2 separate regions of the Homo sapiens genome follow, and region 2 is linked to region 1. Evidence: chromatin contacts called from ENCODE POLR2A ChIA-PET data. All regions are on one chromosome and are shown on one strand. The core of a region is the stretch at or near the end of the contact, and the rest is flanking DNA. Distances in the headings are between cores, read along the strand shown. Region 1 holds the start of EIF2D (eukaryotic translation initiation factor 2D). Region 2 holds the start of RAB3GAP2 (RAB3 GTPase activating non-catalytic protein subunit 2).

Region 1 (3,682 bases), core at 279-2,778:
CCTTACTTACTATGTCAGCCCTTTTTTTAATCCCTCCTATAGTGGTTTTGCATAAGAGAAAACCTTTTGCATCCTAGAATTGAAAGACCCAATTCTAGGAACACCAGGTCCATAAAGATCCTTGGGGATGGTATTGGGAGATTTCGTGCTTGCTTATTTTATGGGAGACAATGGAAGAAACAGAGAGAAGCAGATGTTAGGCAAGAACTACCTAATGGTAATGGCCATCTTCGTCCTGTTGTCATACCTGTTGGATACAGATTTTTCTCCAGTTCAAAGAGGATGGGGTTACCACCACTCACGTACACAGTCACTGCATCCCCTTTGTGAGCATACAACTTCACAATGTTGAGCTCCTCCTTTCCAGGTACTAACTCAGAGACTTGATCAGTTCCAAGGGTGGGGAAAGCAGTTGTCACATCAGCTCGAAGCTTTCTCCTGTGGAAAGCACACCAGCACTGTGAATGCTGCCTGGACAGACTTTTAATAAATATCAAGAACGAACTCAAAAGTGCTCACTATAAAATCACAAGGGCCAAAGAAAGATTGCCTGGTTTATGATGTCCTAGTCTCACACACACTCTTCTGAAACATCCTAAACTCTTTTTCATCCATTGTCATCTATTTTCACTCATTCCTGGGGTATGCCTTCCCATTTTATGGGTGGGAAAACAGGCCCAGTGAACAATCCAAGTTAGCCTGACACAGGAAACAGCCCTGCCTTCCTGACTTCATGCCTAGCCCTTGGGCCCACTCCTTTCTCATACATGCTTCGCAAATATGCCAGTTTATGATTAAATAACTATGCCATGAGACCTATAGACAACTATAAAGCACTGGTTACAAAATTCCAAACACAATCTCCATTTGTGACCCTGTCTGAACAGATACAGTTCTTCTTACCACATGTGCCTTATTCCCTCCCACCTCAGTTTCCAGCTGTCTCTCCTGCCAGAATTAATCACTAGTCATTTTTTTCTCTTATACTTTTAATTCTTGGTATCCCATCCGATCTCTCCCAAGGGGCATTAAGCTCTTTGGAGGGCAAGAATTCTGTATTCCTTCACTTCTGCATTCTCCACAACACCTTAAATAGTCTGCAGTCAGTAAACTCTGACTTAACTACGTTTTCTTTTAAACTCACTAGACTATCCAAAAGAGAGCCAGGTCCCCCTCCATCCTCACCTCAAAATGTGTCTAACCCACCCTTGCCTCCTGGGGTCCCTTCCCTGGCATACCCCTCGGCCTCCACCCGAGGATGTCGGCCAAGAATAGCGAGGGCTATGGGCCAGCGGGGCCCAAGAGGTGTCTGGTTGTTCCGTGGCAGAGCAGGCCCCTTTCCTCCCTCACCTGTCCGACCCCTTGATGGCCGTGTTGGACTTGACCCGAAAGGCCTTGGCAAACATGTCTGCTGGGGTGGCCTGGGGAAGAGAGCACAGAAGCCAGGGAATGTCAAGAAAGCGAGGGCGCAGCAGCTGCCAGGCCCTCAGCCGTGGGGGCAGCCATGCTGGGGCCCGGCCGCGAAAAGGGCCCGGCTGGAAACCAGGGCCGCGCAGCTTCGTGGCCGTTGCCGCTGGGGAGGCCGCGGCCGCCCCCAGTGGCGGTACCTGGAACTAAAGCAGGGCAGGGAGGGGCAGGGCCCAGGGAACGCCCCTCCCCCCCACCTTCCCATCCCCTCGCGGGCCTGGCTCTGCGCCTGCGCGAGCGGCTCGGGTTCCCCGTCCGTAGCGACTCGGCCACGCCAATAGCTGTTCTGTTTATTTCCTTCCACCCCATCAACCTTAGGAACTGCTTTGAGTAGAAGCTCTCTGCAAGCTCCCATTCCATTCGGTTCGGTTCAATTCCGCAAAAATAATTGAACTGATAAACAGTTCAGGCTTCGGCCGGGCGCGGTGGCCCAAGCCTGTTATCCCAGACTTTGGGAGGCCGAGGCGGGCGGACCGCTTAAGCCCAGAAGTTCGAGACCAGCCTGGGCAACATGGCGAAACCCCATCTCCATAAAAAATACAAAATAAAAAAAAAAAAAAAAAAAAAAAAAAAGAAAGAAAGAAAGAAAGAAAAAGAATTGGGAGGCCGAGGTGGGCGGATCACCTGAGGTCGGGAGTTCGAGACCAGCCTGATCAACATGGAGAAACCCTGTCTGTACTAAAAATACAAAATTAGCCGGGCATGGTGGAGCATGCCTGTAATCCCAGCTACTCGGGAGGCTGAGGCAGGAGAATTGCTTGAACCCGGGAGGCAGAGGTTGTGGTGAGCCGAGATTGCACAATTGCACTCCAGCCTGGGCAACAAGAGTGAAAGTCCGTCTCAAAAAAAAAAAAAAAAGAAAAGAAAAAAGAAAAATTCAGCCGGGTGTGGTGGCGCATGCCTGGGGAGGCTAAGGCGGTAGGATCGCTTGAGCCCAGGAGGCAGAGGTTGCCGTGAGCCGAGATTGTGCCACTGCACCCCACCTTGGACAACAGAGTAAGACTCCGTATCAAAAAAATCAAACAAACAAACAAAAAAACCTCGAGGGCTTTTTGAATATTTTTCTTTATTTTATTTTATTTTGTTTACTTGGAGACAGGGTCTCGCTGTGTCACCCAGGCTGGAGTGCAGTGGCGCAATCTCAGCTCAATGCAGCCTCCACCTCCCGGGCTCAAGCGATCCATCCGCTTCAGCCTCCCGAGTAGCTGGGACTACAGGCGGGCACCACCACACCAGGCTAATTTTTGTATTTTTTGTAGAGACAGGATCTCACCTTGTTGCCCAGGCTGGTCTCAAACTCCTGAGGTCAAGAGATCTGTCCGCCTCGGCCTCCCAAAGTGGTGGGATTACAGGACAGGTGTGAACCACCAAGTCGGGCCTAAATGTTTTTCTTAAAGGCATTCTATGATTAAGGTCTATTCATTGTACTATAAGCTAGAAGCCTCAGCTAGAATTTTCTGTAAGATTTTTCTCATCCCGGATTTTTAGTTTACTTGGGTGGTAATAACAGTAATAGAGAATTCACTGTTGTCCCAGATTTGTCCCAAAGTCACACAGGCAGGGAAGAGAAATTAGGTTTTCCTCAAAGGGACAGCTGTGTTCCCTGGAGACAAGGATTTAAACACCCGGAATCCTGGCTCTTCGTAAATTAAGTCTTGCATATTAAAATTACATTAAGCAATTTAAGTAATAAAAGTAAATTATGTTTTGCATATTAAAACTTCCAAGTGTCCATTCACCAATAAAAAATCCCAATTGATTCAGTGACGCAGTTGCACAAAGGAGAATTCCACACTGGCTTTCTAAACATTAGGCCTTCTACAATGTTTGCCCACCACCTATAGTGGCCTAGGGACCAGCCCCAACTCCTCCTAAACCTGTGACCCACTAGGCCTTTATTCTGAAGTATCCCAGCCACCAGGCCAATGTCAAAGGAGCCCAGAGGAGGACAGTGCCTACAACAGACCCCTGTACCCACCCTTCACCTCCCACTTAGCCACTCTTCGGATGTGCAATACATTTGGGGTCTTTTGCAGCACAGCTGCTGAGGAAGCCTCTTTCTTAGGGAACAGAGGAAAGCTATTCAGAGAATACTAAACATTTTAAGCTAGGGGAACTTTTGTATACCAGATGTCCTTGGATAAGAAAACATCAATTGTAAACCTAAAAATTAATTAGTGGTTGACAAGTAGGAGCCAAGACCCCAGAGGATTCT
Region 2 (3,778 bases), core at 868-3,367, about 14 Mb after region 1:
GAGACTGAACTGACACTTTTTGCTGTTAGCTCCCCAATTAACATCTCTGGCCCAGTACTCCCTACTGTTTAGACTATCTATATCTGGTGTTCAACCAGATGTCCTTACTTGGACATACCATAAACATTTAAAATGCAAAAGGTTGAAAATCTGTATCCTTCATTCTCTTATTACATATAGTTGCCCAAACCACAAGCCAAAGACTTCCTAAACTCCCCCTCACTTACTAGTTACAATGCCCATCACCAGACCTTCACAAGGTCCTGCAGATTCTAACTCCTTAACGTCTTTCTAATCTAGTCCTTCATCTTCATCCTACTAAGGTTCTTAATTCAAGCTCACATAATTTCTTGCTTGGATTACTGGAAGAGCTTCCCAATCCATTTCCCTTCTTCCAATCTCTCCTCCACTTTGCTACCAGAGCACATTACAGGTCTTCAACAAATGTTGTTGATTACATTAAGTACAAATCTGACAATGTCATTTCTCTACTTAAACTTTCAGAGAAACGCCACAATTTTCACAAGGCCTCTCATGGTCTAGCTCCTTATTACTACTACTGCCTCATTGCCCCAACTCTTCCTCTCCCATCCTCCTCTCCAGCCATTCAGCTTTTCTTAGTTCTCTAAATACCATGCCATTTCAGGCCTCCCTTCCTCTGCACATGCTATTACTGCTCCTTTACTCCTCTAACTAGTACTTCAAAGGTAGGCTTAAGTATCACCACTTCAAGAAAATGCCTCATGTATATCTCAGTCACACTGAATGGAAGTTAATGATTTGTCTGTAAACCAGAAGTTCCTACAGCAGGGTCCACCAACCTTATTTGGTTTGTAGCACCAATGACTGGCACAAAGTATGCAATCATTCACAGATGGGTTCGATTTGATATCTTCTAAATTTTCTAAAAAAGGGAGAGGAGCTTAGTGGGCTTTATATCACCATTCCGGTATAGCACAAAGTGAGAGCGCTGTACTACAAAGCCAAATGTGCTTCAGGTTGGAAATGCAAAAATAAAATAAAATAAAATAAAATAAAATAAAACACAAGGCACACCCTTTCAAAATGAAATGTACGAAATTCTGAAAGCCTATATAGTATCTAATAAACCAGCCTTGGAACTTTATACTACTTGGGGAAAGGCTTATTAAACACTTTGATGATAAAAATAGGTGGAAGGCTTCAATAAAGCAAATTAACCTTTCTTGGCTATGTCACTGTAATTTTAGTTCCTAATGTAGATTCTCGTTCACTTCCTGACAGGTTATTTTCCTTCTTTGAGAGAGTCTTACCTCAAGAGTCACTCATTTGTCAGCCATTTGTTCTCAAAATCTGAATGGGGGAAATGCAGATGAAAGAAGGGAGAGTGTGGGGGGATGATCAACACTTTCGGAATGGGAGGTAGCAGAAGGCCACAGTCTCCGGGATGGAAGAGAGTGGGAGCTGGGGCAATACCAGAGTGGAGCGCTGACATGTGGCAAGGAACGGGGAGGATGCGATCACGGAGCAGGCAACATGAAACAGGGAACGACCCCAGGCTGAAGATGGGAGACGGAGAAGATACTCAGAGAGAAAGCTAGGAATGTGTGGGGGTGGGGGGAGGGAGGGAGAAAGCGGTGATAGGCAGAGGCGAGAGGAAACAAGACGCAGTTTTTAGCCAGGGGTCAGAGGGCCTAAGGAGAAAAGCTGGGTCGAGAGGAAGACAACACAAATGGGGCTTCAGGACGAGGTGGGCAGGGTGTCATCCCGGAGCGGAGGGGAGGCACGGGGAGAACTGGGGGTCCAGAGGGCAGAGGCAGGAGGCGCAGAGCGAGTAGGAGACTCGAACCCGTGAGCAGAGGCCGCGGGTGACGAGGGAAGGAAGGGCGAGGCCAGAGAGGCACTTACTGGGGTCCCTCCGCAAGGCGCCGCTGAGGATCTCCTCCCGCAGGTGAGGAAAGAGGAAGTCCCGGGCGGCCTGGAGGTCCTGGAAGTAGCAGAACTGGACAATGGAGCAGGCCATGGCTCCAGGGAACCCCACTACGGCACTCACCTTACCTCACCACGCCCTGCCCCCTCCACCCCACTGCGGCCGCCACCGAGCCCCAATAGCTCTAGCCAAGCAGAAGGCGGAGAAACCAAACCGGAAGCTGTCACTGACACGGGTCCGCTGTCTCCGAGTACTGCGCAGGCGCAGGCTGGCCCAGGCGCCTAGGGCGCGGGGGCCCGGGTCACGTGACTACGGCGCCGCCGCTGCAGGTGGAGCCAAAGTCGACGTGGAGGCTTGGGGCAGATTTTTCAGTCCCAGTTGTGTGTCTACGCCGAGGCATGAACCCTTTCATTCATTCTGGCTTTTAGCCAGAGGTGTTCTAATTGGACTTGTCCGCGCAGCCCTTTGACTTATTCAGTCTTATTGGTCCCCTACTATTGGCACGATCCTGATGTTTCACAGAAACTAATTCGTTTTAAACTAGTGGCAGGCCAGTGGGGGACCGTATCCTGCAAGAGTCGGATTTTGAAAAGATTAATTGCTCTTCCGGAGATTAGCCCCGTCAAGGCTGGCTTTAAATGCTCCTACTATAGATTCCCATAGTACTACGCAAGCCCAATATAGTACGTGTTATAGTGTATTATACACTTTTGTTTTCATTATTCATTTGGTTTTTCATTCATGCATTCATCCATCCATTCAACAAATATTTGTTAGTCTTTTAAATGCCAGCCACGCAGGGTGCTGAGCATTAGAGAACAAAAGAGAAGAAGTACCTTTTCCCAGAAAGCTGGAATTCTAGTGACTGATACAGGCAGTAAGCAATTAATTACAGTATTTCCCTTTAATCCAAGGGGATATGTTTTAAGATCCCCAGTGGATGACTCAAACCATGGATAGTACTGAAACCTATGTATGTGTATTATGTTTTTACCTATACATATATATGATAAAGTTAAATTTATAAATTAGGCACAGTGAAAGATTAACAATAACTAATAATTAAATTGAATAATTATGTGGAAAATGAACCCATGGATAAAGGGGGGACTACTGTACTTAACTATTTAACTGAAATTGTGATCATGCTAGTAAGTGCTTCATAAATATTTGCTGAAGAAATAAATGGAATGCATACATAAAGTAAATAGAATAACTTGTTTCTTTGACAAAGCACTATTTTTGAAAGTACTTTACATTGTTCATTTGGATAGTCACAAATGCCATCTAAAAATAGTGTGTCTTATCCCATTTTTAAAATAAAGAAATTGAGCTGTCTCTGAGCAGACTTTAAGTTATTTTTCCAAAAAATAAAAACAAAAAAAATTATTTTAATGTGAGCACAAAGGCCTGTAGGCACTTACACATTTCCTAAAGGAAACCTAAAGAGGCCATCCACTTTGTATGAAAAAAGGGCACAGGAACAAATGAAAGGCAAGTGGATGGGGTCCAGAGCATTCATTTCTGTCAGGCCCGTGGACATACACACTTAGTCCTAATAATATAACAACTATAATTTAGTGCCCAGGTTCCTACTCCATTATTTCCTACTTCTAGAGTAGGATGATTTTCACAAAATAGGATAGGCAATTTCTATGTTATCAGGTTAACAGGAATCAGTTCTTCACCTATAAAAGGCAGTTGAATCAGATGTGCTGTAAGGTCCCTTTAAGCATCAGGGACCTATACTTCTGTAATCAAAGCTTTCAGAAAAAGCAAGCTGCCAGTGCTCCCTTCTTCCATCTGAAGAAATGCAGTGTTTCCTCAGATCATCACTAACTAGAATAATCCAGCCCTGATAAGATTATT

Evidence for each region. ChIA-PET counts read pairs that join two places held with the same protein, here RNA polymerase II (POLR2A).
Region 2: POLR2A ChIA-PET joins it to region 1 with 20 read pairs in A673. The contact joins the promoter of RAB3GAP2 here to the promoter of EIF2D in region 1. POLR2A ChIA-PET finds 5 or more read pairs at or near these places in 2 of 52 experiments (A673 and BJ).

The regions. Positions count from the first base shown.
Region 1 is chr1:206,610,937-206,614,618 of GRCh38, forward strand. EIF2D (eukaryotic translation initiation factor 2D) reads right to left here and starts at 1,529. Exons shown (of 15, transcript NM_006893.3): 1 at 1,351-1,529; 2 at 248-438. The coding sequence starts at 1,406. RefSeq lists an enhancer at 1,222-1,291 and a silencer at 1,582-1,791.
Region 2 is chr1:220,270,336-220,274,113 of GRCh38, forward strand. RAB3GAP2 (RAB3 GTPase activating non-catalytic protein subunit 2) reads right to left here and starts at 2,118. Exons shown (of 35, transcript NM_012414.4): 1 at 1,888-2,118. The coding sequence starts at 2,002. RefSeq lists an enhancer at 212-713.